Regions from separate parts of the Homo sapiens genome. Here region 1 is linked to region 2. Evidence: read pairs that join two places in POLR2A ChIA-PET (ENCODE). Cell type or tissue: K562. All regions are shown on one strand. Links, peaks and the distances in the headings refer to the core of each region. The heading gives the core; the rest is flanking DNA. Region 1 holds the start of LOC105374568 (a long non-coding RNA gene). Region 2 overlaps THADA (THADA armadillo repeat containing).

Region 1 (12,750 bases), core at 2,545-7,544, 610 kb before region 2:
GAACGGGGGAGTTTAGGGTTCAGTGTTCATTCGTTCATTAATTGATGTGTTTATTGAAGAGCAGCTTTATGCCTAGCCTTGTGTAAGATCTGTGGAAGAGTCAGGGAAACTCACCATATGATCTTTGCCCTCCAGGAACTTAAATCCTAAACACACACACACATACACACACACACACACACGTATGCATACATGAAAACACACACAGAAACACACATGCACACTCACCCCCATGAACAATGAACTTGTGATAGTGAACAGTACATAGTCTCTTCCATAATGAACCCTATGGACAGAAAGTGGCATAGGAGATGAAAGCACGAGAAATTGGTGTTTGCTGGGGTAGGGGTCACTGTAATTCCCTAAGAACACTTCTTACCCTGTACCTTGATAACAGCCTATTTCATGTGTCTGTGTGCCCAGCTCCCCAGCTCTGGCTTGCACAATGCTAGTATCGTTGAGATTGAGTTGAATTCATTCGAATTGAAATGGGACTTTTTGGGCAGAACTGGGCTCCCCTGTGAGTATGGGACGGAGTCACTGGGGGCTAAAGGAGAGAAATGAGGGGCTCTCTCTGCCTCGTCTCCTGGAATTCAGACCCTGTCTGGAGCTTGAGGCCTTCCTCTGGGATGTCCAGGCTCTAGTGAGCTTCTGGGGAACCCAAGGGCCATGAATCGCAACAGCAGCAATCTCCAGACTGCCCTGTGAGGCGGGGTGTGCAGTGATGAGCTTCTCCAGTGTGGAGCAGTGAGTGTGACAGGAAGGCACTTCCTAATCATCCGCAGAATTGTGGCTGTTCTCCAAGACTTACACGTCACGAGAAGGAGGAGCACCGTTCATGCCTCATTTGGCAAATACCCAGCACGGTGTCTAGCACAGGGCCACAAAAGGAAGAGGCACAGTCCTTTCTCTGTTGGAAAGACAAGGAAAAAGTATCTGAAAGTGAAAGAACAAATCGAAGATGAATAATGAGGTAGGCTTTCGCTCACGGGACTGGCCTTGCTCATGGTTGGTGTCAGCAGGACTTTCCCTGCAGAACAGGGTCATCCACCCACACTGGCCACAGAGGTGCCACCAGTGATGCTGCCATCTCCTTAAACATTTGTGGACTCATCTTGGGGACTCACCTTTTGAACCTCAACACATTCTTTTGATTATCCTCAAGATGCAAATCTCTGTCCTTTGTGGGTGAATAGAATTTTTGGAAATTATGGGTCAAAAGTGACCCCTAGCTGACACAGTTCATTCGATTCAGTTCTGCTCAATTCAACACATAATTATGGGGTGTCTGCAGCATGTGAGGCACGGTAGTAGGCTCTGGGAATTCGATAAACCCCAAATCTGCCCTCTTGGAGCTGACAGCGTGGCAGGAAAGATAGACACTAAGTGTAAAGATGAGTAATGGCACGCGTTGCCAGTGTATCAAAGGGGTGGGTGTTGTGGGAACGCTAACAAGGGCGGGGCATCCGAACAGACACCTGACGTGTGAGCGGCAGTTGGTCAGACAGAAGGGAAGGAAAGAGAGAGAGTATCCTAGGTTGGAAAAAAAAGCATAAAGGATAACAATACTAGCTATCATTTACTGAACACAAACCGTGCATCAGGCGCTTTTCCAAGTAGTTTAAGTTTGTATCGATGATCACATTAAATCCTCACAATAAACTTACGTGGTAGGTGCCATTATTATCCCCCAAATTATAGATGAGAAAACAGAGGCAAGGACAGAAAAAGCAACTTTCCCAATTAGGAAACAGCAGAACTGGAATTCAAACCCAAGCTCTCTGTTCCAGAGCCTCCTCTTAACTGCTGTGCTAGAGAGCTTCCACATGTGCAGATGGAATGGCACCATTTGGATAGGAATAACGAGAATTCCACTCAAGAGTGTGGGGTGGGAGTGGGGAGGTGGGGAGGAGACTGTGAAAGTATGAATTGGTGGACTCTTTTAGAAAATAACGTGGCAACTTATGAGTGCAGAGACATAAATTGTGCCTACTTTTTGACGCAGTATTTTTACTTTTGGAAATGGATCCAAACGAAACAATCAGAAATGTGCATAAAGGTGTACCACGGGAAATGACCTAAACATCCGTCAACAGGCGTTGGTTAAATACATTATGTCACATTTATGCAACTAAATTTTATGCAGCCTTTAAGAAGTAAAGATCATGACTGCTCCTCTTGGTTTGTGTCTTAGGCATGCTTTGAAGAAGCATGAGAGAAGTCTGTGAACAGAAGGGGTTGGGCCCCTCTGTCAGCACCCCTGGGTAGTTCTTGGGGAGGCAGGGAGGCCAGGAAGAGGGGAAGTGAGACTCAGCTCCAAGTAATCCTGACCCAGGGGAGGGGAGGGTGCGACTGGCCAGCGGACAGCCTGAGCTCTGGCCCTGGCTCCAGGCTCTGGGTTTAAAGAGCTTTAAAAGCTTATTAAAAAGGTTCCTTCGACATCAAATGGCTCTTAAAAATCAATATTTTGATGATTTAAGTGCAAGAGAATCAGAAACATATGGATCAAATTGCCCTAAAATTATACACACTTAAAAAAATGTGTTGGTCTTTAGCAAGATCCAAATATTTGAAAAACAGAGACATTTTCCTCATCTCCTGACAGAGCTCTGCTAGGTCAACTTGAGGAGTCCAGAGAGGTGGTAAGTGGGAGTGGGTTGGGGCTCAGAGGGAGAAGCATGGAAATGCCTCTTGGTGCCTTCCATGTAGACAGGGCTGTGAGGGGCAGCTGTGTGTGTGTGCATGTGCATGTGTGCGCCGGTGTACATGTGTGCACATAGGCATGTAGCAGTGAACATGGGTGCACATTTTCCTCTGGGTCTCCTCATTCTGAGCCCGTGTCCCATAGCCAGTTTCATCCTTTCATGTCTCGGACATATGTATTTGGACTCAATCTAAGTTTTAAAAAGTAAGTTCCTGCCAGGCACAGTGGCTCACGCCTGTAATCCCAGCACTTTGGGAGGCCAAGGTGGGTGGATCACCTGAGGTCAGGAGTTCGAGACCAGCCTGACCAACATGGAGAAACCCCGTCTCTACTAAAAATACAAAATTAGCCAGGTGTGGTGGCACATGCCTGTAATTCCAGCTACTCAGGAGGCTGAGGCAGGAGAATCGCTTGAACCTGGGAGGCGGAGTTTGCGGCAGGAGAATCGCTTGAACCTGGGAGGCGGAGTTTGCAGTGAGCCGAGATCACGGCATTGCACTCCAGCCTCAGCAACAAGAGCAAAACTCCGTCTTAAAAAAAAAAAAAAAGTAAGTTCCTTTGGCTCCTCCTTCTGGGTCTGTCCCCTCTCCCCCAGCAGCAGACATGGCGCTGTCCATTTCTGGAAGGTTCAGGCCAGGAAGGACACAGGTGTCACCTTGCCCAGAGGTGACCAAAGGTTCTTCGGCTGTGGGCTGGTTCTGCAAATGAAACCTTAGGGGTGATGGTCGGTGTATAACGCTAAGACCAGAGCTGCAATGGCTCTGATTCTCCGCCATAGAGTGCCAGGGCTCTGGGAGGAGCATTTGAAAACCACATATCTCATGCCCAATCCTCATTTTACAGTGGCCCAGAGCAGGAAAACCAAAGGTATAAGGTTGGGACCAGAGGAAAAGCTGTCACACACGTAAGTCCAGCTCATCTCAATCCAAACCACCACAGACTCACCCCGCCCACTCCTTCTTCTGTCCTCCCACCCCCTCCTTCCCTCTGCTTGGCATGGGGATGGCAGAGCCCACCGGACCTGGGTTTCAGTCTGGTGGTGCCACATGGTCTTGAAGGTACTCTGGCTGTGAGGGGCCGCTCCCATGTTGTCTTCCATCTCTGGGACAAGATGGTAGGTTGGGAGTGGGGAGCTCTGGCCGTTGGAGCCTCTAAGAAGGAGACAAGACACACCTGGGGGCTGGGCTAAGGACTGAGGGGCTCCAGAGAGAACAGGATTGGGGCCAGCTGGCTCCTGCCTTCAGCCCCTCCAGCCTTTCTGGTTTAGGCCTTTCAAAGGCCCCTCACCCTGCCGGCAGAAGGAGAGTCCCAGGTGAGCTGCGTGCAGGGAGCAGGCGAGACATTCGTGCTGTGAGGGATGATTGTGACTCAGCAGGCTCCTGAGGGTGTTTCTTGGGGACTCCACCTCCCTGGCTAGACCTACTTCTGGGCTGGTACCCGGCCCTCCCCACTGGACCCCTGAGCCTTCACTTCTCTCGTGCTAAAGAACATTCTAGGCCCTGAGAATGGCTGGGGGAGCATAGGCCTTTTTCCCAGGGACCTCCCCAACTCGGCTGCTGGCGCATTAGGCAGGCTGTGTGTTGCGTGTCTCCTCCGGTGGCCAGGGAGCCTTGGTAATTAAGACGATGATTTCCACCTCGATGGGCAGTCTCACTGGCCAGGATTGAGGCTTGGGTCACTCTCCGCATCCCAGGTACACAGGGGCTGTCCAGTCTGAGAAGGGAGATAAGGGGGACAGAATATCAGAAACAGAAATGGGGGCCAGATGAATGGGGCAGGGCATCCCAGAGGGGATGGGGCCATCTGCTGGTATCTGAGGCTGGCTGGGCCAAGCCCGTGGGATAGAGTGGAACACCAGCAGCTGGTCACCAGCAATGTCCCCGCCACCAGCAGAGTCAAGGGCAATCAACCAGCTGCATCTGCTGGTCTTATAGAGAACTCACAGCCCTCTCCCTGGACCTTCTTCAGGGAATTCTGGGGACAGGACAGAGGCTTGGACTGGAGTGTGGAGACCAAGAAAAAGCTGGGAATGCACTGGGGTTTGGAGGCAAAGGGGGGTCCCAAGGGCTTCTGCCCACTCTTGCGTGCCTCAGAAAGAAGGGCTGAGAGCTGATGACAGATACCTGAGGACTGTGGCCACTGTGGCTGGATGAGGTGGTGTGTGTCCTACAAAATGCAAAGAGAGAAATGAGAAGGGAGGTGAAATTCGACCTTCAACACCAAGGAAAGGAAAGGGAGTGGGAAAAGACGCCCAGCTTGGGGTTCCTTGTTCTGGACTTGTCCTACTCCTGCTGCCTCAGCACTCAGCCCCTGGAGGCCCCGCTGTGGAAAGAAACAAGAGACTGGAGATGCTGGCTCCCTGGGTTGGACTGGGCAGTGCCTGGGATAACAGCTTCTGTGGGGGTTGGGAATGCCCCTGTAGCATCTGGTCACTGTGCTGGAGTAGACTGGAGTTCATCCCCAGAAGGAAGAGTCATTCCAAGCATCCAGTCATTGCTCCCAGGACTCCCAGTGGGCCATGGAGCTGACACTGGGCCCAAACTAGGGAGGACCCTTAAGTTCTTAAATGTGTCTCCCGCCTGCAATCCTGCCTCTGCACCCTTGCTCCCCACATCCAAGGCCATCCACCATCCTAATCTACTGCCCTCCTTGACGCAAGTTCCCCTCTTCCCGACAGTCTTTGTTGAATGCTCTCCCACATAGGTGTGGGTTGGGAAGGGGTGAGTGGATCTTGAAGCATGCTAAGGTTTGGCTTAGTAGAAAGGGAAGGGCACTGTCCACTCTGCTCACTCCACTCCATCTCCCAGCCTCTTCCTCTCCCCAGGCAGCATTGAAATCTGGGTTCAAACTACTCCAGAGCACCAGGCCAGCACCTCCCTCTCCAGACCCACATCCCTAACAGCCAGCCAGGTACATGGCCAAGGCCAATACACCAGCCTCTCCCTGGATTCCTGCTGCCACCCTTCACTCAGCCAAGCTGTCCACAATCCTGGTATTCATCCTTAACAACAGCCCGGCCCTTGTCCCCCCCATGCTGGTTCATCACAAGCCTCTCTCACTCCCTCCTAAATATTTCTTACAACTGTCCCCTCATCTCCATCCCCCCGGCCCCAAGTCCAAGCTATCACTGCTCACCTGGGTGACAGCCACATCCTCTGAACTTGTTTTGTGTCTGTGCTTTAGTTTGTGCTTTCTGCACATTTTCAGTCGAATGAACTTTCTAAAATGCTAAGCTGCTCATGTCTTTCCTCTCTTTAAAGCCCTGGCAGGCTCCCTACTGCTGACCCTATGAAGCCCTGGCTTCTTGGGCCAGTGGACTTTGCTCCCTGTGACCTGGGCCCATCCCTTCTCCAGCCCCTTCTCTGGCCTCTCCCCATGCTCAAACTTTCTATCCAGGCCTAGTGAACTGCTGGCATGTCCCAGACCTACTAGGCTCTCCCTTACTCCTTTGCACATGCTGTTCTCTGTGCCTGGCAGGCTTGTTCTGGTCACCCGCTCTCAGACCACCTCTGATCTCTTAGTGAAGTCATTCCTGACATTCCAGTTCCCAGATCATCTCATCCTGTGCTGGGTCTGAGCACGCATCGCCAGCATTGCTTCTTTGACTCTCTCCTAAAAAGTCTAGACAGACTCTGAGGCAGGCACTGCATCTAAGAACCAAGCTCAGCACCTGGAAAATGTCCACAGAATGGAGTGAGTGAATACGTCTAAATGGCATGCATCAGCTGACCCTCTTTTAAGGTCCCATTGGGTATAAGCCTCTGGCACACCCTGTCTACTGGGCATCTGGTCCTTGCATAATCCACATGCAGCCCAACTGTGGAATCTGATTATTTTTTAAGTTTAGGCTGTTTGGGGTACAGCCCAGGGCTGGAATGAAGAAAGGCTCTGAGCATCCCCTTTCCTCTGTCTTGGAGGGATTTTGATGGACAAGGGCAGCCACACATCTGAGTGGGGGCCAAGGCTTCAAGGATTCCAGGCCTGGCTCCGCCTACCCCAGCTACAGAGCCATTCAGTTCTTAATCAAGTCCACAAATATTTATTGAGTGCCTACTGTGTGCTCCCGCCTGTAATCCCAGCAGTTTAGGAGGCCGAGGTGGGAGGATTGCTTGAGCCCAGGAGTTCAAGACCAGCCTGGGCAACAAAGAAAGACCCCATCTCTACAAATAACAACAACAACAAATTAGCTGGGTATGGTGGCACATACATGTACTTCCAGCTACTCATGAGGCTGAGGTGGGAGGATCACCTGAGCCCATGAGGCGAAGGATGTGGTGAGCCATGATCATGTCACTGCACTCCAGCCTGGGTGACAGAGCGAGACCTCATCCCCCTCCCCCCAGAATCCTCATGCGCTGGAGGAGAAACAACAGGGAGGCTAGAATGGGCCGACTACATTTGTTGCCACAGAGCTTCTTGGAGGATCAGTATTTAAGCTGAGACCTGAAAGATGGGAATGAGTCAGCCATTCAGGGATCTGAGGAGAGGGAGAGAGCTCTAAGCAGGAGGCAGCCTGTACAATGGGTTGAGTGATTTTTATCTCTTTCTGAACCTCAGTTTCCCCATTTGTGGTGGGGACCATAATGCTTCCCTTGCCTCCCCACAGGGCCTTGGCAGGGTTCAGAGGAGCCCATGCTAACAAATAGGACATAGCTGTTCAGACTCAGAGGCCATGAGATTCTGTTCCTGTGTTTATGGCAAGATGGCTGCCCCTTCCTGTTCTCCACAGGGAGGCACCACCATATATGTCCTGGTTAAAAAGTAAATCAGGAGCACATGTTGTCAAAGCTTCCTGAGGCTGTGTCATGAGTAAAAAAGAAAAAAAAAAAAAAAAAAAGGTAAAGCAGCCTGGGAGGGTCTCCCTTTGAGGCTTATCAGCCTCCCACTCCTCTGTATGAATATGATAATCAGACTCTATCAGACCAGATTTTTGAGGAAAGACAGAGTGTTGGGATCTGAGACAGATGGATAGAAAACACCACCCAGGGGAAATGGGGGCACCGGGTTTTCCCAGCAGTGAGCCCTTCAAGGGGAACCCCAGGCCTGGTACAATGCCTGGCACAATGCCTGGCACAGAGTGGGGGGTTCCATGCAGCATTGATGACAGGATGAGCCAACGTTCCCACAGCCTCACCAGCAGAAGGGAGACTTCCAGGCAACAAGGGTTCCGAGATCCCAACTCCCTTCCCCTCTCCCCGTCTTTCTTCAATTCTTCTGTCGTCTGCCCCCGCTTTTCTTGCAGGCTTTGGGGGGTATTCATGCTCTCCGTTTCCCAGTGGACAAGTGGCGGGGCCAGGGGGGCTGTGTGTGCGTGTGTGTAGGCACGCGGGCTGTGAGGGGGCTGGGGACAAAGGCCCCGGAGTGAGATTCAGGGCACAGCTGAACTGCCCTGAACTCTCCTTTTTGTTTTCAAGGAAATGCATAATCCAAGAACCACCCACGGCCCTGGCGGCTCTGCTAAGCAGGGCTGGAATGTGCTGCCTTTCCCGTTAGTAATTGTTTTTTCTAGTTAGCCTGTAACCCTTCGCCTGCCATTCCCCTGCTGCAGGGGTGAGGCCCGCAGGGATGGACACCTCGGCTGCCCTCCTGAGATATCCCCGCACTCTCCACCCCACTCCCACAGGGTTCAGGACCTGGTCCTGGCAGCACCCTCCGGACCATCTGCCTTCGTGGCGACTCTTTCCTCACTGAGAGGGGCCAGGGCTGCTGGAGACTGCAGAGTCCTGCATGGGGCCTGCAAATCCTTGTTATGGAGTCTCCGTGTCTGGTTGTAGCCAGGGCTGTGACTGTGAATGGGTGTCAGTGCAAGCTGGTGGAGGAATGTGAGTTTGTGTGGGTGGCTGTGACCTGGGATACTGAGGACTCAGAGAGAGAGAGAGAGAGAGAGAGAGAGAGAGAGAGAGTGTGTGTGGACCCTGTGAACATGGGTACACATCTGTGAAAGCCAGCAAGCATGGTTGTGAATCCAGTTTGTGTGCAAGCAGGTGGTGTGAGTGTGCGTGTGCCTGTCCCGGGAAGGAAAAGCCATGTGCACCTGAGCTGACTCAGCACTTCTCTTTCCTGCCCACCCAGTTGAGCGCCTGAGCCTTTGCTCCAGGGAGGAGGCAATGCCCTCTGCCCCCGTGTTTGTGTTGTTGGCTGCCTCACCCTCACCAGCAGGAGGGGAGCAAATGTGGCGCCCTGGGCCCGGTCCCAGTTAGCTGAGCTGCGTATCTTTAATCCCTAGGGATTAAAAAGGTCACAGGCTCATGCTATTTCCCGACCCCTCCCTGCCAGGTCCTGTCTGGAGCTCTCTGAAGTGGCTATAGCTAAGGCCAGGCCTCTGCTCAGATGGAGGTGGCCTCTGTGGAGTAAGAAGGGGTACTGGGGTGTCGCTTGCTGTACCCTGAATCCCACCTTCTTGCAGCACTGACTGTTGCTGCTTCATCCTTGGTGAGGCCTGACCTGTGGCCTTTAATTCTTAGTGTGAGCTCTACCACCCTGAGCGGTGAGGGGTGCTGGGCTGGCCTCAGCACCTGCATCTCTCAGGGAGGTCTGCCCCTCCAGAAGTCGGGGCTCAGGATCACAGAGGGGCTGGGAAGTCAGGAGGTGGAGACAAAGCCCAAAGTCTCCCGTTGCAGGCTTTGGGGCAGAGGCCAGCCTGTGCCCTGAGCAGCTAGCAGTGCAGCAGTGCCAAGGCCCGGTCCAGTGTGGCTGCTGAACATTTGGTTCAAATCAAAGGCCTTTTCCAGCCAAGAGAGGAATGCTGCCGAGTAGGATTTGGGAACGGGCCCGGCAGGGCAAACACTGCCTTAATTGAGGCCCTTCTAGACTTTTAATTACAAGCAATGTTTTCCCAAGCTTCCTAAATTGACCATGGAGACCTGCTGGTGTTAGTGCCCATGGCAGGGACGAAAAAAAAATCGTCGTTAAAGCTTTTTCAGCAGGTTTATTTTAGCAAATGTTTTGAGGTGGAAAGGCTCACACAAAGTGGAGGCCGGAGTCATTTTTCTCAGAGGGCCAGGCACAGACACGGAGAGATCCACACCCACAGGTGTGATCAGACACACAGGTGGAACACACGCACACAGACGGGCACCTGTTGAGAGAGGCACGTGTACAGGCGGAGGACGTGACCGTGGCGTGGCTGCAGAGGCTGTAAACACCAGGCTGGAAATCCAGCTCAAGCACCTGGAGCGCTTTAGAAAGGCAAACACTGTTGGCTGCCCCTCCCGCCCGCTCCCACCTTCACCTCCTCCCACCCCTCCAGGCTGGCTGGGCCTGGGCCTGCTTCGGAGCCCCTGTGCCCTTCACCAGGCCTGTTTACAAGGCCCAGGACAGCCGCCAAAACCCCAGCTGTGTCCCTGTCCTTGTCTGTCTCCAGCGGACATGACTGACTTGGAAGGAAGGCGTGCCCTTGTCTGTGGAAGAGGACCCGTATTCAGCACCCAGTGGAATCCTCGGGGCACCTTCTGAGGGAAACGTCTATGGCTGTTCAGGGAGCAGCTGGTCCAGGTTACAGATGCAGAAAACAGAGGTGTCCCTGAAAAACAGACGCCCTGGGAGGAAGCTCCCAAAGCACCAGCCCTGCTTGTGCACAAGAATTGCCCGGACTCCAGGACTCCCTCAGAGCCAATCTGGATCCCCAGGCGGGGACCTGTGCCCCGGTTTTCTAGCACTGCTCACCATTGCAGCGTCAGCACTGAAAGCCTGAGCTCAGAACCTGTTTGTTTAATAGTGACTGTTCACTGCTGGGCTCTGGGAGCCCTGACAGCTGGAAAGACAGAGCAGGTGCCCCAACACGGGTGATTTTGGAAGCCCCAGAGGGTCCCTGTCTACTCGCTTTTCCTCTTTCCCTGATGTTTGTGGCCCATGTCTGTGGGCCTGGACACTCAAGCAGCCTCCAGAATCCCTCCCAGTGTTCAACAATGAGCCCAGAAATGGTGCATAGTAGAAATGGGAACAAGTAGGGTGCCTGGAGAGGTAGGGAGGCCAGAGACAATGATGCCTGCGTCACCGTTTTGCCAAGGGTCCCCTTGACTGTGGGCACTGCCCAGACACAGGGAGGCCAGAGGCCAGGAGCAGAGGGAGGCCATTCCCTAGGCCCAGCCCTGCCAGCCAGGGTGAGCCTTGATGGCCGTTACAGGCCGTTGCTATCGTCCCTTATCTGGGGCTCCTGGCTCTTACACCATGTCCCCAACCGCCCCTGGAGTGTGTGTGTGTTGAGGGGGGGCCTGCTGTTCCCTCCCTAAACAGACCGTTACTTGGTTTCCGTTGTTTGGGGAGGGGGTGGGGAGCTGTCTGCTTAATTAATCATTTTAGGCCATCCTGGGAAACTCATTAAGCCACCTCTCAGGGCTGGGAGCAGGAACACAGCCCTCAAAGTTGGAACTTTTTGGTTTGCCATATCCGGGTCTAGTTTTCCTTCCACTCATGTGCACACATGTGCATGAGAGTGTGTGTGTGTGTGTGTGTGTGTGCATGTGTGAGAGAGTGGGAGTACAAGGGAGAGTGCCCTTGTAGCTATGATTCTGTGTGTGTTTGCGTTTCCTAGATTCTGCAAGGAACTTCCCCTGATTCTTCTTAATTACCAGCCTAGAAGAAATTCAAGATGCTTAGAGCAAAGGTCAAACTCCACCTGTTTTCCCTGCACTTCATTTTCTGGCAGTTCCCACAATAGTACAGATAAGTAAAAGATTAAGGCAATCTTTTCTAATTAAAGTAATTAAAAAACGGCGATGATTGCACCTTTCATCTGAAAGGGAAAATATTTACTCATCCAACTGCAGGCCCTTAAAAGCATTCAGGAGGTCTATTTTGACAAACGGATCCTCCTCCCCTCCCCCAGCCCATTCTGCTTGTCCTGGACACACACACACAAAGGCTGGTTTATTTAGTAAGCGGAGGCTTGACGGGGGCACCCTGAAAGCTGGGAACCTCGGGCAGTTTTAAGCAAATGGACACTTTGGTTCAATCCCTGCTAGGCCCTGTTGAGAGGTTTCTGGGACCGTTGGGATTTTGATTTGACCAATCAATGTTTTACTGTTGTACCTTCTTCCTCTCCTCCTTTGGGTGGGAAACCACCCAAAGGTCCCTGTCTGCCTCTGATAGCTCCACTCTTCCCTCAGACCTGGCTGGGATGGAGACCTCAAAAAGGAAGAACCGGTCAGAGTCTTGGATGCAGTCCGTAACAACCATATATTACATTGCTGTTTCGCACAAGCCTGTGTGCTTGACATATAAGTACTTGCTCAGTGCCAAAGGGGGCGCTCTTGGGGTGTGTGGCCCAGTCCCTAAGAAGTGCAAAGTCTAAAAACTGTCCTTGGCTCCCCCAGGAGAAAGCAAACTTGCATACAGGCTGCTGTAATTCACTTTGAGTTTTTGAGGCAAGTATAATCAGCCAGTTTCCTGGTGCATGGGGCTTGATCTCACAGATTGCAATTTTTCCCTAAGTAGGTAGGGACAGAGGTACCTTACTCCAGAGGAGTGGGAGGTGTGAAGGCCGACAGAGATGTTAATACCCAGTCCAGCAATCTGGGAGTCCCTGATCGCTGTCCCAGGCTGCTCTCCTCCTACATCCCACCTATAGGGGATGCTCTGGAGCCTGTGCTGCTGGAGCTTGGAGCAGCATGGATAGGCTAATCCCCTTTACAGGCTGTTCCTCAAATCCTCAGAATATGACATAAAAGAATATCCCGGGAACCAGCTCCAAAAACACTGGGGCCCAGCTGTCGCCTGAGAAGGGCCTGGTTTGCCTCTGCCTGCCCCAGGTCAAGCTAGACAGTGTCCTCAGCATGACCTGCTGCCCTCCACTGTCCTCCCGGCAGAGATACAGCCTCAAAAAGCCAGTATGGACAGGTCCAGCTCTGCAGTGGACCCTGCTCTCCAGAGTGGGCTGGGGAGGGAAAAGGAATGCGGTGTGTGTACACACGTGTATACGGATGCGTGTGAGCACATGTGTGCGCTGTGTCTGGCCTGTTTGGACGGGCTTGCTTGGTACCAAGAACAGCCTCAACAGAGATTAGAGAAAAGCCTTTGGGGCTCTCTGTACTGCAAGCTCACCCAGT
Region 2 (12,750 bases), core at 3,411-8,410:
TCAAATAAATAAATTAAATTAAAAATAAAGTTTACACAAGATTGTATATTCTTTCATTCAAAGCTGAATGACTCTTCCCCAAATCTTATATATTACATTCTGCATTTATTTATTTCTCAACTGCATATTCTTTAGAGACTTGGTCTTTCATTCTCCAGAAAGGTAGAAGAAATTATTTTTTCAGTATTATATTTAAATTGCTCATCAAAAGTTTTCTGTTGAATTTGAATCATGGTAGCTATAATTAACTGATGAAAGTTTAAATACATATTTAAATGATTTCTGTCCACAGAATTGTTGATGTCTATGAGTCAGTACTAGTATTTAATGACAAAAACTACTAAATGTCACAATTTAATTTTTTCAGGCCAATAATGTGAAAATGATTATAATTACTGCAATAAATATCTGTAGATTAAGCTACATTACAAGTAAAGCAATTCGAATATTTGAAGAGTAAGACAACATCAAGCACTAATAAATCTCCCTTCTAGATTTAGAATTATAATCAATGATTTTATCCCCTTATAGTTAAGTTTGTATCTTACGGTTGGACAAATTAAAGTTGGATTCCCAACTTAACATCCTAGAAGTCTGTTCATTTTCATCAGAAGAACGACTTCAAATAATAAGATCACAGAAAGTAAACAAGCAAATATGAATGTCACCAAAAAGTTGAATTTAGAGTTTTATGACATTAACAAACTTAACCACTCCAATCAAATGCTTAGACAAGTAATTATGCACAGGCAAGCAATGATGTTTTTTAAGGAGAACAGGAATATTTCACTGACTTCTAAATAGAAAGCACGACATAAAAAAATCAGATTACAGAAAATTAACTCAACACACTATTTGTGTTATGTGTGTTGCAAGTGTTGCTTTCAAAACATTCCCAGAAAAAGTAACAATGTCTCCATCCCTATTTATTCTTAGATGATTGTTTAATAGTGAAGTCAGTTTATATTTGAAGACATTTTGCATAATCCTATTAAAAACCAATTCAAACAATGTGGGTCATGTTTAACTCTTCAGTTATTTATCCATTAATCTCTTTAAGTGCTTCCTTCCTTAACACAGCTGTAGTTCAAGAGGTGGCCAGCAGTTGGCCTCCATTTCTGTGGATTTTCATGAATGCCCAGATTTCTTTTTGCAAACTTTTTAAATGTTGTATGCCTAAACAACTTTTTCATAACTTAAGGGCTTATAAAACGCTCTCAAAAGGGCTCCAAAAGAAACAAATTTTCTTTTAAAAATAAAAACCAAACAAAAGGAAGCCACACACACTGTAAAGATGTTCTCTGCAAAACATTCTGTTCAGCAGATTTGAAATGTCTCTAAAGGGATCAAGAACTACTTGGTTTGAAAGCAACAGCTGAGAACTCCTAACAGGTTGGTTAAAAGCCAACAGTAACAGCCATGAGAAAATCTTTAAACTAGATTAGGAGGGGCTAAGATACCAGGCATTGGGCATTCCCTAGTCTCCCCGCTCCATTTATTCGGAATGCCTTCAACTGTACCATTCAACCACAGTTATTCAAAAGCCTCTGTCCTTAGACCTCTGTTCTTTTTTCCTTTCATGCTCTCCACCAAAGACTGCAATCTTACTATGATATTTTTGGAGAAAACTCACAGATCTACATCTCTGTTTTTGTTATATCACCCAAACTAATCCCCTATCTCTAACATCTGACTTAAGTATTTCCACCAGGGTATGCCATCATTATCTCATACTCAACACATAAAAAACAAAAAAACTTACTCATCTTTATCAAACCATTCCCTCTTTCAACTTCCTTTGTTTTGTTAACATCAACCCCATTTGTCTGGTGACCAAGACTTAGAATCACAGAAGCAACCATGAACTCCCTAGTAACCTCTACTATTCACATTCAGTTGGTTCATGTGGCAGATGGCGTTTTTCAAAGATGGCTACCACAACATCTCCTATCTGCGTATACTTCTACAATATGATCTTGCCACTTTGCTGTCAAAAGGTAGACTGAATCCAGGCTGGTCCTAAGATGCACTTAAAATCAAAGGAATGTGACTAAAGCAATGCAATGAGACTTCCAAGGCTGGGTCAGAAAAGAGCATACAGCTTCTGGCTGATTCTCTTGGAATACTCTCTCTGGGGGAAGCAAGCTGCCATATAAGAATTTCAACCCCAAGACTACCATGCTGGGGTGAGAGGCTACATGTAGTCCCAACTAGGCCCAGCCTTCTAGCTAGTCCCACCAAGGTGCCATAAATGCGAGTGAAGTTGTCTTAGGTCCCTTGTGACCAGTTCATCTGCCAGCTGAATGCCACCAACTGAACTCAGTAAATACCCTAAGGAAGAATCACCCAGCTGAGCCCTGCCCAAATTGTTGAGATACAAAACCATGAATGTAATAAAATGTGTCCACAGCTTTCCTTCTAAGCATACATCATGTGAGGAGTTGTTACTATCTATGTGGGGACAAAAGTTAACTAAAACCCCATGTTTGTCTCTATTCCCAGAGCCACCACCCAAGAGGAAGCCCTCATCACCTCAGATCTACTTTGTTATAACTGATTGCAGGCTCTCCTTACTATAATCTGTATTACAATCTATCTAACCTAACATTTCCAACCAGAAAACTGCTTTTACATGCCAACCCCACAACCAACATCAATCTCATGTTTTAAATTTGTAGGAAATTCTATAATGCAAAGAGGTCTTCTTAAATATCTATTTTATTTGATTCATACAACAAAAGCCAGAGATCTGTCAATAGGGCAAATACCCTTTTCCTTAAAGATGAAGAGATCAAAGGTTAGGGAGGTTAATTTTTGTACAATCTCATTGCCAATAAATGGAATGAATATACACAGAACTAAGAACCAGAGTCACAGATTACTGGTATTCCTCCATTCTATGATGCCTCCTATGATCTATTTCAGAGCAAAAATGTTTGATGCCTCTCTCCATCCCTGCTACAGTAAATCTATTTCCAAGACACTATAATTTGGCCTCAATCTATCAACTTGCCTGGTTATTTCCTACCAACTCCACCACTACAGGAAGGAGGTTTATTTATTCACCTTGCTGATTCTAGCCTCTGAACATTTACTCACAATGTTTCCTTCTTTCAACTCATGCATTAGCACAAATTCCACCTCTTCCATGAAGCCCTACCAGCCTATCCCCATTGCTTTCTCTCTCTGCTATTCCTATATGTTTTATAAATTTCACCCAAAATTTGGCAGTTTTATCTTGTTCAAGTGTGTCGGTCTTACTTCCAGGCTGGTAATCAGTCCACACACATCCACACACAGAGAGATGCTGGGTGCTGTATACAGCCAGTGTTGGTTCTGACCAGTCAGTGCTCACAACATACCTTTTGTTAAATATTTTGAATTTCATCTCTACTTATTTCTCAAACTAAAACATAAGCTCTTTAATAACAGGAACTTCATCTTATAAAAAAACCATAATATCATCCAAACCAAGCACAGTACTAAGCACACTGCTGGTATTCATACATTCTTGTTAACTGATTTGATAGGAGTGGAGTGTGTTGTGTTTTGAGGGAAAAAAAAGTTCATAAGTCATATCTACACTGGAAACAAAAAGTTGAAAAGATAAAATATTTTCAACATCAGCAGTTTAATGTCAGGGACTTTTTAAAAAGTATCATTTAAAGACATTCTGTGCAGCCCATAACTGCCAAAATGTTTTATAAATGTTTTTACCAGGCATGTGAAAAAAAAAGTTTCAAAAATATTCAAGGAATAGATGTCTTAACAGCCTAAAATAAAATGTTTGCTGAGGCTACAAGGCTGGCAGAACTCTGCTTCATTTCAAAAAGTTTCCAGGCAATGGAAATGTTTTCCTGGAAAATACTACCTTTTATTTAGAGAACACTTGCCATGAACACTTAGTCATTAAGTAATTTAAGGTTTCCCCACAAGCTCTTTGGAGGAAATCTATTATATGAATGAATGAAATTATCTGTAACTATAATGTCAAGAAATACATTTGGTTAAATATATGAAATCTATCTAAGTAGTTTTCCAGGTAAAAGGAAAAAAATATTTTCTACTTTTCAGTCTACTTACTGTTCTTTTAAACTTTTCTATACGATAAAATTATGAAGAAAAAAACCAAAATCCTTAAGTGCTTCTGTAATACAAACCCCAAAAATTGCAAGGCCTGTTTTATTCCAAACACCAAGTAATTTTCAAACAGACAAAACATTTATTTCATTCAATAAAAAAAAAACAGTAATTTCAAAGCTATTTTTAGCAAAATCTTTGAGTTTGCTTCAAATCACCTTTCAATGACAGAATAATAACTCAGTTTGGACGTTTCAATCAGTTATCTGCAGTAAATCATACAATGAAACCTAAGAAAACAATTTCTTCCAAGAGTTTTGTAGTCAACCAGGTCTTATTCTTTTAAACTTCAAAAGACACAACTAAATTCTACTCCAAGCATATGCTTTGTATATTTAGTCTTTTTAAAACGTACACAAAAGGATATTTGTTTTACCTGTTTAGTACTTCAGTGAGTTTCACAAAACCAGTATAAGCCAATTCAAATGCTCCTCTGTGCCTGGACTGCAAAAGGTGTTGTTTAAAGTAATCTCCTATTTCTTTTACCTTTAAAAAAAAAGCAAAAACAAATGTCCGATTTATGTTTACATTCGCAAGTGTATTTATATCAGTAACACTGTTTAGAACCCAGGTCTAGGGGTCCATTCATTTAGCGCTTACCATATGACAGAACATGTTTTAAGCTTTTTTTTTTTTTTTTTTTTTTGAGATGGATTTTTGCTCTGTTGTCCAGGCTGGAGTGCAGTGGCACAGTCTCAGCTCACTGCAACCTCCACCTCCTGGGTTCAAGTGATTCTCCTGCCTCAGCCTCCCAAGTAGCTGGGATTACAGGCACCTGCCACCACGCCTGGCTAATTTTTGTATTTTTAGTAGAGATGGGTTTCACCATGTTGGCCAGGCTGGTCTCTAACTCCTGACCTCAGGTGATCTGCCCACCTTGGTCTCCCAAAGTGCTGGGATTACATGCGTGAGCCACTGTGCCCAGCCATTTTAAGTATTTTTTTTTAACAATAGCTCATCTAATCCTCACAGTAATTCCATGAAATAAGTACGATCATTATCTCTACTTCACAATTGGAAAACTGAGGCCAAGAAAGGCTAAGAAACTTATCCAAGGTCAGACAGCAAGAAAGCAATGGAACCAGAACATGAAGCCAAGCAGTCTGGCTCCAGAGTTGACCATCTTTAACTGCTACACTAGAACTGCCTTCCTATGTCACATTCACAAACCTCAGTATGTTTTCTGTTATAGCTCATGTTATTCAACTCCAACAGAAAATCACACAAAGCGACAACACTCACACACATAGGTCTAGGTGAAATAATTACCTTTTTTCCTTCTTTTAAAATTTTTTTTCTTTTTTATTGTGGTAAAATATACATAATATTTATCATTGTAACCCTTTTTAAATGTACAATTAAGTGGCATAAGTACATTCATACTTTTGTACAACCATCACCATCATGCATTTAGAGAACTTTTCATCTTCCCAAATGGAAACTCCATACCCATTAAAAAATAACCCGTATTACCTTTTAGAGACATAAAATTGTTAATGACAATGCAAGATGTGGTGCAAAGGACCTCCTGAAAAACTACTAGGCTTCACTTCAAGACAGAACCATGGAATTTGCCAGAATGTCACCCAGTGGCTTTCCTACATGCTGTCTTTCTCCACACAAGATTAGACAAATAACAAATATGACTTTTTTTAAAAAAAAAAAAACAGGGTCTGGTCTTGCTTTATCACCCAGGCTGGAGTGCAGTGGCACAATCATAGCTCACTGTAACCTCGAACTCCTAGGCTCAAGGAGTTTGAGGTTACAGTAATACTCCCACCTTAGCCTCCTGAGCAGCTAGGACTGTAAGTGTATGTCACCAAACCCACCTAATTTTTTAATTTTTTGTAGAGACAGGGTCTTGCTATGTTGCCTCGGCTTAAGTACAGTGGCTATTCACAGGTGTGATCACTGTGCACTACAGTCTCCAACTCTTGGGCCCCAAGGAGTCCTTCTGCATCAGCCTCCCGAGTAGCTGTTAACTACAGGCATGAACCACTGTGGCCGGCCAGATTATTTATTTTAAAGAAAACAAAACGGACAATTCATTGTTGACTAAGGTTTTGAATAGAATTAACTTTTAAGCTGATTAGGCTTTTATACCATTAGATTTAGTAACTATTGTCTTTTAAAAATCAAGATTTTGTATAAAACTCAGGACCAAAGCTGTAACCAGCTATCTCTTGATCCAGGTCTCCCCAACAGATCACAGGATGGTAAAAGACAAGTTGTCCCAAGATATCTCAGATATGCTTACCTAGAAACACCTCCTATCTCAGCATAGGGACTAGATTAGTATTCTGCACACATTAGAGATGATAAACAGTAGAATAAGTAGTTAAACATGTCATCATGGGCAAGTATCTCAGTTTCCTCATCCATAAACTAGAGATAATACCAGTATTTAGGACACAGGTTGTTGTATTAAAATAAGTAATAAACTGAAAAGCTCAGAACAGGCCCAGAACCTATAATCCAATTCAGTTCAATATGAGTTCTGACTAGGGTTCTAAATAGAGGAAAACTAAAGACGTAATCCACACTCAAAGTACATCTGATTATAAAGATATAATAAGTGATACACATGGAGAAACAAGAATCAGATAGGAGACTAACAAAGAACCAAAAAAGCAGTATATAATAATTTTTTTAAAAAAAATTCTAACTCTTTAGTATCCCAAAGAGTGACAGGTCATGTTCTTCAGTTAGTTTTCCTGTAAAGATCTGATGATACTCTTGATTTTAGTATCTTTTAAAGACCACATACTACCAGTTGTCAAGAGCCACAGTCAGGTAAGCCTTATTTTGTCTTCAATGTGGTAATTTCAGAGCATTGTTTGAACAGAATTATCAAGGCTTAAATCCGAATTAAACCCCTAAAATAGGGCTGAAGCCCGATAATCCTATAAAATAAGTAACTCATGATAGCCAGCTTAAAAAAATAATACTAATACAAAATAAGGACTAGAAGAACCACCAGTTAGCTTATTTGTAATGACCATCATTTCGATTATTAGAGAAACAAGAGATTTCTAAGAAGGTACTTAAAGACAGAAAATAAAAACAGAAAGTCAATGAGATGAGGTTTCTCTAACTTCCTTAATTTTTTTCCCAAAATGTTGCAGATATTAAAACATACTTCAGGAAAACATAAACTTTGTCATTACTGACAAAGTGCTTCTCTGTGGATTTACAACAGTTCATAATTTACTCCTTAGGCAAACATCAGATTTTCATTGCTTCCTTTATTCAAACTCCCTTCGAAGAGGTCTAAAACAAAAAGCATATAATAAAAATCAAAGACCTCAGAAGTATGACCAGTGGGTGGTCTTCTCAAGGATGGACCTCAACCCTAGGTATTCCTGGGCACAGAAAACAGATTGATGTTCTAAGGACAAAACTGAGATATAGGCAGTTTTTCCTTTCATTTTGCACTTAATAATTTCCGAATAAACCCACATAGCTAATACCTAGGCTTATTATCTTTTTTCCTTTTGAAGATAATGTAAAATTCCTGTTAGATAACAGTCTTTCTTTAGCACCATGTAAAATGCTTCACAGCTTAATGCTGTGGTAGATAGAAAAGATGAAAACAAGATGCCTGTCCTCAGCAGGCTTTTAGTTCACTTTGGCAAAGAAAACCAACATGCTGTCTGGTGTCCATTAGAAGCATAAGTTCCAAAAAATGAAAGATCCTTTTGCACTGGAATAATGAGAAAACACTTCACATCCAGAACTTGAACAGGCTATTACAGTACTTGGGTGGACCAAAATGAAAGAGGGTAATTAACATGAGAAGAGGCTGGGAGACTAGAATGAATAGACCAACACTAAATAAGTGCGTGCCAGCTACCTGCCAGATACTTTGCTAGGTCTTTTCATATCAATGAATGAGCATACACAGACAAGGGTAAGTAAACCTGGCTGAGTGACCTAGAGGTTTCGTGCTAGAAAACAGTAAGGACAAGGCTACAAGGAAGAGAAGAATCCGATTACAAATGACTAGTGGGCTTGGCAGTGTAGTCCATGAGCAGCTGAACAGAGAAGAAACACACCAGGCTGACAGCCTCCCAGTGGATAATCAGACTACATGAAACAGACTTAACTCAAACCACTTACAAAATTAATAACAACAAAATCAGAAACAATTTCAAAATTTGATTTTTAAAATGAAAATCTCTGAATTTTCACTTTAAAATGAAAACCTCTGAAAACTCCAACTCAATTGCCTATTAGATACCACTGAGTTTCTATTTAAGGTTCACAAAATGGATAATGGATGTACAAAATAATTTTTTAGAGGTAACTATTAATTTTTATTGCATTTCTTTCTAGTCTTTTCCTTTTTTTCGACTCATAATTTTTTTAAAAAAACCTCTTAGCAAACTTGGAAGAGACAAAAACTTCCTTAACATCATAAAGAATACCTATAAAAACCCAATAGGCAAACATCACAGACAACAGTGTAGGGTTTTTTTTTTGGTGTGTGTTTTTTTTTAATCCTCTTTAAAATCAGGAACAAGATAAGGGTTCCTACTGTCACAACTTCTACTGAATTCTGTTCTGGAGCCCCTATCCAGCACACTAAAATAAGAAGAAATGAAAAGTGTAAAAAAAATATGAAAGAGGCCAGGCACGGTGGCTCATGCCTGTAATGCCAGCACTTTGGGAGGCTGAGGCTGGTGGATTGCCTGAGCTCAGGAGTTCGAGTCCAGCCTGGACAACACAGTAAAACCCCCGTCTCTACTAAAATACAAAATACTAGCCGGGAGTGGCACCATGCGCCTGTAGTCCCAGCTACTTGGGAGGCTGAGGCAGGAGACCCGTTTGAACCCGGGAGGCAGAGGTTGCAGTGAGCCAAGATTGTGCCACTGCACTCCAGCCTGGTCAACAGAGTGAGACTCCACCTCAAAAAAAAAAAAAAAAAAAAAAGGATGGTTCAACATACACAAATCAATAAACGTGATCCATCACGTAAGCAGAACCAATGACAAAAACCACATGATTATCTCAATAAATGTAGAAAAGGCCTTCGATAAAATTCAATACCCCTTCATGCTAAAAACTCTCAATAAACTAGGTATTGATGGAACATATCTCAAAATAATAAGAGCTATTTATGACAAACCCATAGCCAATATCACACTGAATGGGCAAAAGCTGAAAGCATTCCCTTTGAAAACCGGCACAAGACAAGTATGCCCTCTCTCACCACTCCTATTCAACATAGTATTGGAAGTTTTGGCCAGAGCAATCAGGCAAGAGAAAGAAACAAAACCATAAAAACCCTAGAAGAAAACCTAGGCAATACCATTCACGACATAGGCATGGGCAAAGACTTCTTGACTAAAACACCAAAAGCAACTGCGACAAAAGCCAAAACTGACAAGTAGGATCTAATTAAAGAGCTTCTGCTCAGCAAAAGAAACTATCATCAGAGTGAACAGACAACCTACACAATGGGAGAAAATTTTTGCAATCTATCCATCTGACAAAGGTCTAATATCCAGAATCTGCAAGGAACATAAAAAAATTTACAAGAAAAAAACAAACCACCCCATCAAAAAGTGGGCAAAGGATATAAACAGACACTTCTCAAAAGAAGATATTTATGCAGCTAACAAATATATGAAAAAAGCTCATCATCACTGGTCATTAGAGAAATGCAAATCAAAACCACAATGAGATACCATCTCATGCCAGTTAGAATGGTAATCATTAAAAAGTCTGGAAACAACAGATGCTGGAGAGGATGTGGAGAAATAGAAACACTTTTACACTGTTGGTGGGAGTGTAAATTAGTTCAACAGTTGTGGAAGACAGTGTGGCGATTCCTCAAGGATCTAGAACTAGAAATAACATTTGACCCAGCAATCCCATTACTGGGTATGTACCCAAAGGATTATAAATCATTCTACTATAAAGACACATGCACACATATGTTTACTGCAGCACCATTTACAATAGCAAAGACTTGGAACCAACCCAAATGCCCATCAATGATAGACTGGCTAAAGAAAATGTGGCACATATACACCATGGAATACCATACAGCCACAAAAAAAGAATGAGTTCATGTCCTTTGCAGGGACTTGGATGAAGCTGGAAGCCATCATCCTCAGCAAACTAACACAGGAACAAAAAATCAAACACCACATGTTCTCATTCATAAGTGGGAGTTGAACAATGAGAACACATGGACACAGGGAGGGGAACATCACACATCAGGGCCTGTCGTTGGGTGGAGGGCAAGGGGAGGGAGAGCATTAGGACAAATATCTAATGCATGCGGGGCTTAAAACCTAGATGACAGGTTGATAGGTGCAGCAAACCACCGTGGCACATGTATACCTACGTAACAAACCTCACGTTCAGCACATGTCTCCCAGAACTTAAAGTAAAATAAAAATTTAAAACAAAAAACTCTTGTTTGCAGGTGACATTATGGACATATAATCTACAAATAATCCACAAATGATTAAAATAATAGAGTTTAGTAATATGGATGAATATAAGATAAATATTTAAAAAGCAGTTGTATTTTTATAGCCCAGCAAGATAAAGTTCAAATATGTATTTTTTATAAAGATGGATTTACAATAACATCAAAAATTAAAATGCACCTTGAAATAATAAAGACATGTAAACCCTTTTATGAAGACAGATTTTTTAAAGCATTTTTAAAAATTCTTTTTCATTGACAAATAATTATCCATATTTATGGGGTACACAGTAATGTTTCAATACATATAATAAATAGTGATCAGATCAGAATAATCAGCTTATCCATCATTTCAAACACTTATCATTTCTTTGTGTTAGGAACATTCAACATCCTGCTTCTAGCTATTTGGAATTATTAATATATATATATTATTGCAAACTATAGTCATCCTACTGTGGTAAAGAACACTAGAGCTTATTCTTCCTATGTAGCTGTAATTTGGTATCCTTTCACAACTCTACCTATCTCCACCCTCTCAACTACTCTTCCCAGCCTGTAGTATCCTCTGCTCTAATTTTTACTTCGAGTTCAACTTCCACATGTGTGAGAACATGCAGTGCTTAATTTTCTGTTCCTGGCTTATTTCACTTAACATAATGTCCTCCAGTTCCATCCATGTAGCTGCGAATGACAGTATTTCATTCTTTATTATGGCTGAATAGTATTCCACTCTGTATATATACACCACATTTCTTTACCCATTCATCTGTTGTTGGACACCCAGGTTGATTACGTACCTTGTGTATTTTGAATAGTGCTGCAATAAACATGGGATTGCAACACTATTCAATCAAGGGGTTGCAGCACTCTATCTCTTCAATATACTGATTTCCTTCTCCTTGGATAAATGCCTAGTAGTGGGATTGCTGGATCATACGGTATTTCTATGTGTAGTTTTTAGAGGAATCTCCACACTGTTCTCCACAGTAGCTATACTAGTTTACACTCCCACCAATAGGGTGTAAGAGTTCCCTTTTCTCCACATTCCTGCCATCATTTGTTATTTTTTTGTCTTTTTGGGAACAGCCATCCTAACTGGAATGAAATGATATCTCATTGTGGTTTTGATTTGCATTTCCCTGATTTGTGATGTTGAACATTTTTTCATATATTTGTTCGTCATTTCTGTTTTTGAGAAATGTCTGTTCAGATCATTTGTCCTTTTTTTTTTTTTTTTTTTTTTTTTGCTGTTGAGATGTTTGAGGTCCCTGTACATTTTGGACATTAATCCTGTCAGATGAATAGTTTACAAATTTTTTTCTCCCATTCTGAAGTTTATCTTTTGGCTCTGTTGTTTCCTTTGCTGTGCAGAAGGTTTTTAGTTTGATATAATCCCACTTACTTTTTGTTGTCTATGCTTTTGAGGTCTTATTTATAAAAATGTTTTCCCAGGCCAGGCGGTGGCTCACGCCTGTAATCCTAGCATTTTGGGAGTCCACGTCGGGCAGATCACCTGAGGTCAGGAGTCTGAGACCAGTCTGGCCAACATGGTGAAATCCCATCTCTACTAAAAAAATACAAAAATTAGCCAGGCAGGGTGGCACATGCTTGTAATCGAAGCTACTTGGGAGGCTGAGGCAGGAGAATCGTTTGAAGCCAGGAGGCAGAGGTTCATCTAAACCCGAGACAGCGCCACTGCACTCAAGCCTGGGCGACACAGCGAGACTCAAAAAAAAAAAAAAAAAAAAAAAAAGAAAAAATCTTTTCCCAGATCAATGTCCTGAATAAATACCACTATTCAAGTAGTTTTATAGTAGTCTTTACCATTTATTGTTTTGAAGGTCTTTTATCCATTTTGAGTTAATTTCTGTTTTTTGTTTTTGTTTGTTTTTGAGACTGACACTCGCTCTGTCACCAGGCTGGAGTGCAGTGGTGCGATCTCTGCCTCCTGGGTTCAAGCGATTCTCCTGCCTCAGCCTCTCGAGTGGCTGGGACTACAGGTGCACACCACACGCCCAGCTAATTTTTGTATTTTTAATAGAGACGGGGTTTTACCATGTTGGCTAGGATGGTCTTGGTTTCTTGACCTCTTGATCCGCCCGCCTCAGCCTCCCAAAGTGCTGGGATTACAGGCATGACCCACCGTGCCCAGCCTATTCATTTTG

The links. Peaks named below come from ENCODE experiments on the same cell type or tissue, not always from the same donor. Only the 100,000 strongest peaks of a DNase experiment are listed, where the experiment ranks them.
Region 1: POLR2A ChIA-PET joins it to region 2 with 5 read pairs; 2 of 35 experiments call an interaction of 5 or more read pairs at or near these places.

Annotation. Positions count from the first base shown.
Region 1 is chr2:42,916,807-42,929,556 of GRCh38, forward strand. It overlaps LOC105374568 (a long non-coding RNA gene), which reads right to left and starts at 6,364. Exons shown (of 3, transcript XR_940014.3): 1 at 5,840-6,364; 2 at 4,828-4,870; 3 at 34-4,417. RefSeq lists enhancers at 9,573-10,258, 10,259-10,944. In K562, for the core only: a CTCF peak has its summit at 4,506 (motif pointing left); a DNase peak (open chromatin) is centred at 4,516.
Region 2 is chr2:43,523,363-43,536,112 of GRCh38, forward strand. It overlaps THADA (THADA armadillo repeat containing), which reads right to left. Exons shown (of 38, transcript NM_022065.5): 22 at 4,517-4,626. Among named protein-coding and RNA genes, the nearest start is that of THADA, 66 kb to the right of the region's middle. In K562, for the core only: no CTCF peak of the experiment used is centred there; no DNase peak of the experiment used is centred there.